Regions from separate parts of the Homo sapiens genome. Here region 1 is linked to region 2. Evidence: chromatin loops called from intact Hi-C (ENCODE). Cell type or tissue: PC-3. All regions are shown on one strand.

The links. A loop is a pair of places that touch in the nucleus more often than their neighbours do. Peaks named below come from ENCODE experiments on the same cell type or tissue, not always from the same donor. Only the 100,000 strongest peaks of a DNase experiment are listed, where the experiment ranks them.
Region 1: a loop joins it to region 2, with 2.3 times the contacts of the local background. A loop is called at or near these places in 1 of 110 quality-filtered maps.

What each region holds. Positions count from the first base shown.
Region 1 is chr6:38,246,841-38,251,840 of GRCh38, forward strand. All of the region lies in intron 9 of BTBD9 (BTB domain containing 9), which reads right to left. Among named protein-coding and RNA genes, the nearest start is that of BTBD9-AS1, 230 kb to the right of the region's middle. In PC-3, no CTCF peak of the experiment used is centred here; a DNase peak (open chromatin) is centred at 2,141; H3K4me3 peaks cover 525 bases; H3K27ac peaks cover 1,354 bases.
Region 2 is chr6:38,049,152-38,054,151 of GRCh38, forward strand. All of the region lies in intron 2 of ZFAND3 (zinc finger AN1-type containing 3), which reads left to right. Among named protein-coding and RNA genes, the nearest start is that of ZFAND3, 230 kb to the left of the region's middle. In PC-3, no CTCF peak of the experiment used is centred here; a DNase peak (open chromatin) is centred at 3,090; H3K4me3 peaks cover 1,087 bases; H3K27ac peaks cover 3,633 bases.

The DNA of each region.
Region 1 (5,000 bases), 200 kb after region 2:
CCAATATGGGATTTATGCGACAGTCAAGTGCTTCAATCTTCTTGGAAACTAACACGTCACCCAACTATGAACTATGTCTCATCATCATTAGTATCAATGAGGAAGACATTTCCTCCTTTATATCCTGCTTTCTTTCTGTTGCATCTTATTTGTGACATCAAGTTCTTTACACAAAACTCCAAATCACATGGTTAGCAGTGACCTCCTGGAACCAACCCAAAGTTTTTGTTAAGTGTGAGATTAAGAAACAAAGCAGGCAAAAAACAAATATCAAACCTTTCTCAACATTGTCACTAACAATGGCAAAGAAGATGTAAAAAAAAAAAAATCACAGGCAAAGTAAATTGTCTCTAGATTTAAATGTACCATTTTTCAATCTTGCTATACTTTGGAAGACTTTACTGAGGCTATAACTCTCCACCTTTAATTTATCCTGTTGTCCTCAGCCACTGCAGCACTTAGAAGAAGAAATATTTTCCTCTTTCTACCATTCCTAGGGAATAAATAGCAGATACAGAAACAGATCCCAGGACTAAGTGGCAGTGCATTCAGCAAGGGGACAGACAATGCTTCTCGGATATGAATACAATCATGCTGAAGACCAGGCAGCAGATGGGTGGACTCCACACATGTCTTTCCAGGTGACAGGGAGACAGTCAAGGTGCTTCTCAGGGAAGGCACAGGGGAGAAGCTTCCCAACATTAGGTTGCTGTAGAGATTGCCTGCTCCAAGGAGGTGCTCTAACCTGCCAAGTAGGCCAGGGCCCTTGGAGAGGGCAAACTCAGATGGGAATGAACTTTGGGTGTCCCAGGGAAAGGCAGAAGAAAGTACTCTCAGAGAAGCGGGCTTTAAGGAGCCCATGGAGAGAAGCATAAGGAAAATGTAGCTGGAGTGTCCTTTCCAGGGAAACACAGCTTTTGTGCTTGGGCTAAATGGCAAGGTTCTGAAGAGCTGCTGGGATATTGCTATGTATAGCACTTAATTTTGTTGATTTACTGCTGGCAGTGAATAAACCATGCCACTCTGCCAGCATATGCTACTCAAATAATGGCAAGGACAAGCATCCATAAAACACTTATGGCTCTAGCAAAAAAAAAATTTTTTTTTTCAAGTAAAGTGTTTTTAGATTTTAAAAGAAATACATGTAAATTGGTCAGAAAAATGTTGAAAATTAGAAATAATTTCCGTAATCCCTTATACAAAGTCGACCATTATGAATATTTTGGCATATTTCCTTTTGGCTTTCTTCTTCCGTAATTCTTTCTACTTATGATAACACTTCTATAATTTTGTACACGCTTTTTAAAAATCTTAGGTATTTCCTTAAGTTATTAAAAAAACTCTTTGCAGCATCATTTTTAATAAACACCTAGATTGGGGGAAAAATTTACTCAGAAGGGAATTTAGATGATAAATCTGGCAGGAAATAGAAAGTTTGTGATAAAATTAGAAGCTAAAAGCTAGAAAGACTAGGTAGTTCCATATTAGGACTACAGAATTCTCAAGTGGAAAAAGAAAGTTTTCATTACCTAATTCTTTTTATCTAATCGTTTGTATTTGCCAAAATGTTTGCGAGGGGCACAGTTTTGGATAGATGATGGCTGAAGTCACTAATACTTTGGCAGACAGAATTACTATTCAACGGGACCATGACAAAGCAAAGAAATTGTTTAAAAAATGAATGCAAATGAGGACAATACGTGAGGGAGTATACTCTGACAGGAAACAAGACAGCTATATAACATGGCAGAGGCACAGCCAAGCACACGAAAGGTAAGGAAAATGACTTGGGGTCACTGGGGACTATCAACAGCTGACTACAAGTCAGCACAGGCCGTGGTGCTTTTGGGAATTCAGGTCCAAGATGGCTGACATTGTAGGCACAGTTCGCTCTCCCTTCCCGGAAACCACTGACATGCCATCAAAGAAATGCAAAGAGAATACATTCAAAAAGGTTGCAAATTGGAGAGGACATTAGTAAATGAAAAATCTTGGTGAATTTCGAGAAAATGATATGCACATGAAATATTACTCATTTATAAATCGAGGAGAACTGGGCAGATTTCCATACCGAAGCAAACTGAGCAGGATGAATGACAAATGACCCACATCCAGCCATGTCACTGTGAAATTTGAGACTACCGAGGTGAAGAGAATATCCTAAAGGCTTCTATAGAGAAAAATAAATTACTGCAAAGAACATGAGTCAGACTGACATCAGATTTCTCATCTGCAACATTAGATACTAGAGGGCAATAAATCCAAGCTGTCAGACTTCTGAAAAAACTGAATTCTATACCCAGTCAAACTATGATTCAGATATGCTGGGGTTCTGAAAATTTGTTTTCTATATCCCTTTTCTGAAAAAAATTACTTATAGATTTGTTCTCTGCAATCGCCATGAGTGATCTTCTTTCTTTCTTTCTTTTTTTGAGACAGGCTCTTGTTCTGTCACCCAGGCTGGAGTGCAGTAGTGTGATCTTAGCTCACTGTAACCTCGAACTCCTGGCTTCAGCAATCCTCCCCGCTCAGCGTCCTAAGTAGCTGGAACTGCAGGTGTGTGCCATGATATCTGGCTAATTTTTTTTTCACATTTTATTTATTTGGTAGAGACTGGGTCTCACTATGTTGCTGGGGCTGGTCTTGAACTCCTGGCCTCAAACAATCCTCCTGCCTCAGCCTCCCAAAGTGCTGGGATTATAGCAGTCTTTTCAACTAAATGTTTAGGCTCAACAGACCCAAACAAGCCATAATTGGCTTCAGATTCACCTAGGACACAGAATGGGAAACACAGCAAGCCCCCAGGACAGCACCAGGTATTTCTTCCCTTCGGGAGTCTTTGTAGCAGTCAACACAACTGTCTGGGAGCTATTCTTTTTGGCCTGCAGGTGACAGCTCAAATAAGAGCATTAAGAATCAAAAAAAAAAAAAAAGTATATAAGACTCAAGGAAAAAAAAAGAGTATATAAGACTCAACAACGGGTAAATGTGGAGCTACTCTGGCTTAGAAGCTTCACATTCCAAATAGAAACTAATACTTCTTGTGACAGCTCCATAAGCACAGATCCCAGAATTACAAGGAATAAGCCCAATTACAAAAGTCTCTGCACTCAGGGAAGCACAAGGATCTATAGTTTCTGACCAGATATTTACAGTTCTCCCAGGCCAGATGCAATTTACCATTCAGGGGTAATTTTTTAAAATCATAAGCAATGTTGCTTATAACGCAGCAGACATTCCACTACCATCAGGTTTTCAGGGGAACAGGTCTAGAAAAGTAACAGGGGCCCAAGGTCAATATCTTAAGAAAAGGGAAAGGGGTTTTTTTAAAACTGTTTACCCACATTCCACAAAAAGAAAATGAAATTGAGGAAACAGTGTTACTAATGATAGGAAAGAAGAAGAAATTTTAGGATTGCAGACATAAACAATCTGTTCAAAATCAACCAATGAACAAACAGTATGCTTTAGAAGCTTCTGCAACGGAAAAAACTAATCAGGAACTTCAAGAAAACAAAAAGCTGTCTAATAGGAAGCTATTTAACATGTGGAATAATTCTGAGCACTTGTAAGAAAATCTAATCTGTTTCATCAGAACAGTACAATTCTTCCAAGAGGGGAACAAGTTTACTGACATATTTCCCTAACTCTAGATCCAACCAATTACTAGATCTGTCATGAACAATGTTTATATGATCATTATATTTTAATGAGTTCTTAGTGTTTTTCCCTTTTCAGGATCAATTTATAGTTAACATATAGATGGTTTAACTATAAGTTACAGAACAAAAAATAACTATCACAATGTCAATATAGTAAAGCAGCTAACAGAAGATGAGAAGTAGAATGGGAAAAATGAGGGAAATGTAGTGGGTGGTAATTTCTTCATCAACGTAGTAAAGAGTCGAGAAATATTGTCTATAACTGATGGATTAAAAAACAGAAGTTTAGGCCGAGCGAGGTGGCTCACGCCTGTAATCCCAGCACTTTGGGAAGCCGAGGTGGGGGGATCACAAGGTCAGGAGTTCGAGACTAGCCTGACCAACGTAGGGAAACCCTGTTGGTGAAACCCCTCTACTAAAACTACAAAAATTAGCTGGGTGTAGTGGCGTGTGCCTGTAATCTCAGCTACTCAGGAGGCTGAGGCAGGAGAATCACTTGAACCCAGGAGGCACAGGTTGCAGTGAGCCAAGACCGCGCCATTGCACTCTAGCCTGGGCGACAGAGAGAGACTATGTCTCAGAAAAAAAAAAAATAATAATAATAATAATAGAGGTTTAAGTATATTGTTTAATTTTAAAAGATAAATACTAACAGAACTAAAAAAACATAACAAAAATGAGGAGTGGTTAAATGAGCTAAATTTCTCATTTGTTTTATATCAAGGAGTTAGTAAAGTTGTTAAGTTAATAAAAGAGGTGTGATTTTTTTTTTTTTTTTTAAAGATGGGCTTGCGCTCTGTCGCCCAGGATGGAGTGCAGTGGCACAATCTTGGCTCACTGCAACCTCCGCCTCCCGGGTTCAAGCAATTCTCCTGCCTCAGCCTCCTGAGTAGCTGGGTTTACAGGCACGTGCCACCAGGCCCAGCTAATTTTTGTATTTTTAGTAGAGACAGGGCTTCATCATGTTAGCCAGGTTGGTCTCGAACTCCTGACCTCAGGTGATCCACCCATCTTAGCCTCCCAAAGTGCTGGGATTACAGGTGTGAGCCATTGCGGCCAGGCTGCTTTCTACCATTTTTTTAGTTTTTAAAACTTCTCAACTATAAAAATATTTCAGCCAGGTGCGGTGGCTCACGCCTGTACTTTGGGAGGCCGAGGTGAATGGATCACCTGTGGTCAAGAGTTCAAGACTAGCCTGGCCAACATGGTGAAACCCTATCTCTACTAAAAATACACAAAATTAGCCAGCCGTGGTAGCATATGCCTGTAATCTCAACTACTTGGGAGACTGAGGCCGGAGAATCACTTGAACCCAGTAGGCGGAGGCTGCAGTGAGCC
Region 2 (5,000 bases):
ATTTGTATCCCCAGGATTGGCTTGTTAGTGTACATTGTTAATGAAGCCAAAGACTTCGCTATAATTCATACCAGAGAAATTATTTTCATTGCATTAGTCTCAAGCTAGCAACTTTTTAAGAAGTCGGAAGAGGAATAGCAATCATGGTTAATCCAAGATTTACTATATGTCAGGCACCGTTCTAAGACTTCCACATGTATTATCTGATCTGCAAAATAACTTTATTAGGTAGATAGTATTATTATTCTCATTTGTAGGGAGAAAACTAGAGCAAGAGAAGTTAAGTAACTTGCCCAAGGTTACACAGCAATTAAGAAATAGAGCCAGGATTTGAACTCAGGCAGTCTGGTTACACACACCCTACTGGGACAGAGGATATGTAGGTTAGTTGTGCATGAGCTTTTCTCACTAGTGGAGAAAGCTTTTGTATCAGTAGTTGATAGCCTTAATATGGAGATAGATACCTTTTAGGAATTGTGAATTATATAAACATCATGTATTCTGATACCTTGGATTCACTGGATAAAAATTAGTCAGTTAGCCCTAATCTTGGGAAGATCATTGTCATCTTCTCTGAACATCCCCCTGATATGCTTTAATAGATGTAAGAAGAAAGTGTTAGTAAGCCCATCATTTCATCCTTCAAAAAAATATATCTTAGAAGTTTGAACCACTACTTGGTCTTTTACTCTTTGGGAAAGAGATTGACTCTCCTCGCTCCCCCACCCCCACCCCCACCCCCTCCCCCTCACACCCACCCCGTCTTCATTCACCACTTTTGAGTAGGCAATTAATTTTTTTTTTTTTTTTTTTTTTTGGGGGAGACAGAGTCTCTCTCTGTCTCCCAGACTGTAGCACAGTGGTGCAATCTTGGCTTTCTGCAACTTCTGCATCCCAGGTTCAAGCAATTATCATGCGTCAGCCTCCTGAGTAGCTGGGATCACAGGTGCACGTCACCACGCCTGGCTGATTTTTGTATTTTTAGTAGAGATAGGGTTTCACCGTGTTGCCCAGGCTGGTCTTAAACTCCTGACCTCAGTTGATCCACCCACCTCGGCCTTCCAAAGTGCTGGGATTACAAGCGTGAGTCACCGTGCCTGGCCAAGAAGGCAATTCATTCTTTGCTTCTTTTTCCCCTTCTAGAGATGGAGTTTTGAGATGTTACCTAGGCTGGCCTGGAACTCCTGGGCTCAAGCAATCCTCCTACCTCAGCCTTTCTAGTAGCCAGGTGATATGGTTTGGCTGTGTCCCCACCCAAATCTCATCTTGAATTGTAGTTCCCATAATCCCCACATCATGCTGGTGGGAGGTAATTGTATCATGCGGGCGGTTACCCCCATGCCGTTCTCGTGAAAGTGAGTGAGTTCCCATGAGATCTGATGGTTTTATAAGGAACTTTTCCCTGTTTGCTTGGCACTTCTCTCCTGCCACCTTGTGTAGAAGGACATGTTTGCTTCCCCTTCTGCCATGATTCTAAGTTTCCTGAGGCCTTCCCATCCATGTGAAACTGTGAGTCAATTAAACCTCTTTTCTTTATAAGTTACCCAGTCTTGGGTATTTCTTCATAGCAGCATGAGAACGGACTAATACCCTGGGACTATAGGCGTGCACCACTGTGCCCAGCTGACATTCTTAAAATATAACATATTGTATTTCTTGAATTTAAGCTGAACATTTGCAAGTTTTATCTTAAGGGAAAACGTGTCTCAAAAGTTAATATCACCACTCTAAGTTGAATTTACTGAAACAGATGCAGTGGTCAGCTTAGTAGCAGAGCTTAAATGAAGGAGACCTGAAGATTGGTGGTGTGTGACCCTGGTAGGAGATGATGAGGCTGAGAACTGAGTAGAAATACTCAGGGAGTATTGAGGGAGTATTTAGGGGTAGGAATAGCCCCTTAAGTCAGGAGCTGCCTTTGTGAATAGAGGGAAGCAAGAACGAATAGGACCAGATTGTAAGAGCATACATAGGTGGGCAAGAGCAGTCCCACCACCGCTCTACCCAGTCCCACCACCTAGGCTTTTCCCAGTCCCACCACCATCCTCTCCCTCAAAAGAGAGGTGCAGTGGGAATTATTTTTTTGTCTTTTCTCCTGTCACATCTGCATGGTAAAATGAAAGGCTAATAGCATTAGGACTGTGGATACAATTATAGAAATAATCAGTGATCTAAAAAGGGGGGTGCTAACCTGCTGTTTTTGCTAATTTATTCCCAAATACTTTTCTACTTTTCTATTCTGTTGTCATTGAAGTCTTTATGGGACATTTAAAGCCTTAGGTCTGGGGTAAAATATTGCAGCCTCCAGCCTCTCCAGCAGTTACGTTCATGCCACTTCTGTGCCATTGGAGTAATTCATGAATGACACTAAGGACTAATGGCTTGAGGGGAAGTCTTTAGATTATACCAAGGATCAACTGTAAACAAAGAGAAGTTTTTTGTTTTGTTTTTAGGCTCCAACTTGCCTATTTTATTTTGTCAGCTTTACCCAGTTTTTCCACAATATGCCAAACCCTATCTGTAATTTTGATGGCTGAACTGTATGTATATATGCGCACACAGCATAAAGTGCATATTTTGTTAGAACTAGATTAATGCCACAATATTCAGAAAACTTCTCCCTGTGTTTTCAAAAAATTGACATATTTTGTGGTTAGACTGAAATGAGGTAAATGTACATGTTATTGTAGTACTAATGGATTGTTAGATATTTGCTGTAATGTTAACAGTTAATTTATGCCCTGTAAATGAATATTGAATATGAAACACTGTTACAGGGAAAACTGTATAGTCTGCACAATAAATGCTGTATAGGAAACAAGCCTTACTCCAAATAATTTTTTTTGCTAGTTCACACCTCTGAGTAGTTGGCTCTATAGGTGTGAAGAATCTAGAGAATGTATAATTTCAGTGATAAACTAGATTATAAAGTAAGTTTAATTGCTGAAAAGAGTAAGCTTTGCCAGCTTCATATATTCTCTTGTTGCCTGTTTTTGCAAGACACATTTCAGGATATGCTTTTGGGAGCCAATCTAATGTTACCTGTATTTGCCTCTCGTAAAAATCTTAAGCTTTGTGATTTAAATCTAAGCAAGCAGGAAGTGACTTGAGAGACCTTGTAAGTCCTGTTAGGACCAGTTATCCATGATGAATAATAAGGAAGAAATTTTTATATGTGTGGGGATAATTTATGAAATCCAAACATCTACTTATTGACAGGGTGCTTAATATTTCTCCTGTAGGTAGGAGCACTCTTGCTTCCTATAAATACATTTTGTAGCAATTTAAAATCCATTTTAAATTGTCTGTAAGAGAATTAATATTTTTCAACTTTGTGTGTTCATCAGTATCCAATACGCTAAATTCAGCAAATTTATATTATGTATTATGTGGCAGGCATTTTGCTAGGGGCTGAGGCACACTGTGAATAAGACATTCATTTATCCAACAAATATTTAATAAAGTACCTTCTATGGGTAATCTTAAGGACTTCCCTTAGGAAGTAGTGCTTATATTAAGAGTTCAAATATGAGTAGGATTTACCAAGGTGAATATGAGGATAAAAAAATCTCCCACGTGTCATGATTAAAGCACTCCATGTTGACCGCCGGGCGTGGTGGCTCACGCCTGTAATCCCAGAGTGATTACAGGCACGAGGCTGAGGCAGGGAGATCATTTGAGATCAGGAGTTCGAGCCTGGCCAACATAGTGAAACCTTGTCTCTACTAAAAACACAAAACTTAGGTGTGGTGGTGCACGCCTGCAATCCCAGCTACTTGGGTGGCCAAAGCAGGAGAATTGCTCGAACCCGGGAGGCGGAGGTTGCAGTAAGCCAAGATCGTGCCACTGCACTCTAGCCTGGGCGACAGCGCAAGACTCCATTTCGAAAAAAAAAAAAAAGAAAAAGAAAAAAAAAATAGCACTTCGTGTTGAGAAAGAGCATGGAGTGTCTGAAAAACCAAGAGCACTGGAGATGGCTAAAGCAAGGAGAGGGAGAGGAGGAGCAGTGGCATCAAATGTGGCTGAAGAAATAGCTAGTAGCTGGTTCTAAGTTCTAAGCCATGGTTAGGATTCTGGATCTGGTTGTGAAGGCAATGAGAGACCATTGAAGGGTTTAGGCAGGGAGGTGATGTTATCAGAATTTGTTTTCTTACAATTTTTTTTTTTTTTTGCAATCATTGTGGTTGCTTTGTGGAGAGTAGATCAGACTGAGCCGAGAGAGGACACAAAGATTTCAATTAAGATGTTATCGAGTCTGGGCATGGTGTCTCATTCCTGTAATCCCAGCACTTTGGAAAGCCAAGGCAGGCAGATTGCTTGAGGCTGGAAGTTCGAGACCAGCTTGGCCATCATGGTGAAACCCTGTCTCTACTAAAAATACAAAAATTAGCCACACGTGGTGTTGCACACTGGTAGTTGCAGCTACTCGGGAGGCTGAGGCATGAGAATCGCTTGAACCGAAGAGGCTTGAACTCAGGATGCCAAGGTTGCAGTGAGCCGAGATTGCACCACTACATTCCAGCCTGGATGGCAGAGTGAGACTCTGTCTCAAAATAAAAAAGATGCTATCAAAGGAATCTTATAGATGATGATGGCTTAGACTACAGTGGTAATGGAGAAATAGATGGATTCAAGAGATATTTAGGAGTTGTAAATGACTAGAATGGTAATTTGGGGGATACAAAATTAAGAAGGGAGAATGTGAAGTTCAAGATAATTCCTGGCTTCTGACTATTCTCTATGTGAATGTTGATATCATCTGATGAGATGGGAGGAAGGGCAGAAGACAAGGTCTATTTTTTTTTTTGAGGTATTACTCAAATTGCAGATTCATGGACATAAATAGGGAACATAGGATAGGAGTCATTTATCATCATTAGGATATATACAGGTAGAGGTGTGTGTGTGTATATTGTATGTATATATTTTTAACTTATTTGAAAGGACATAGGCTGAGCATGGTGGCTTACACCTGTAATCCTGGCACTTTGAGATACCAAGGT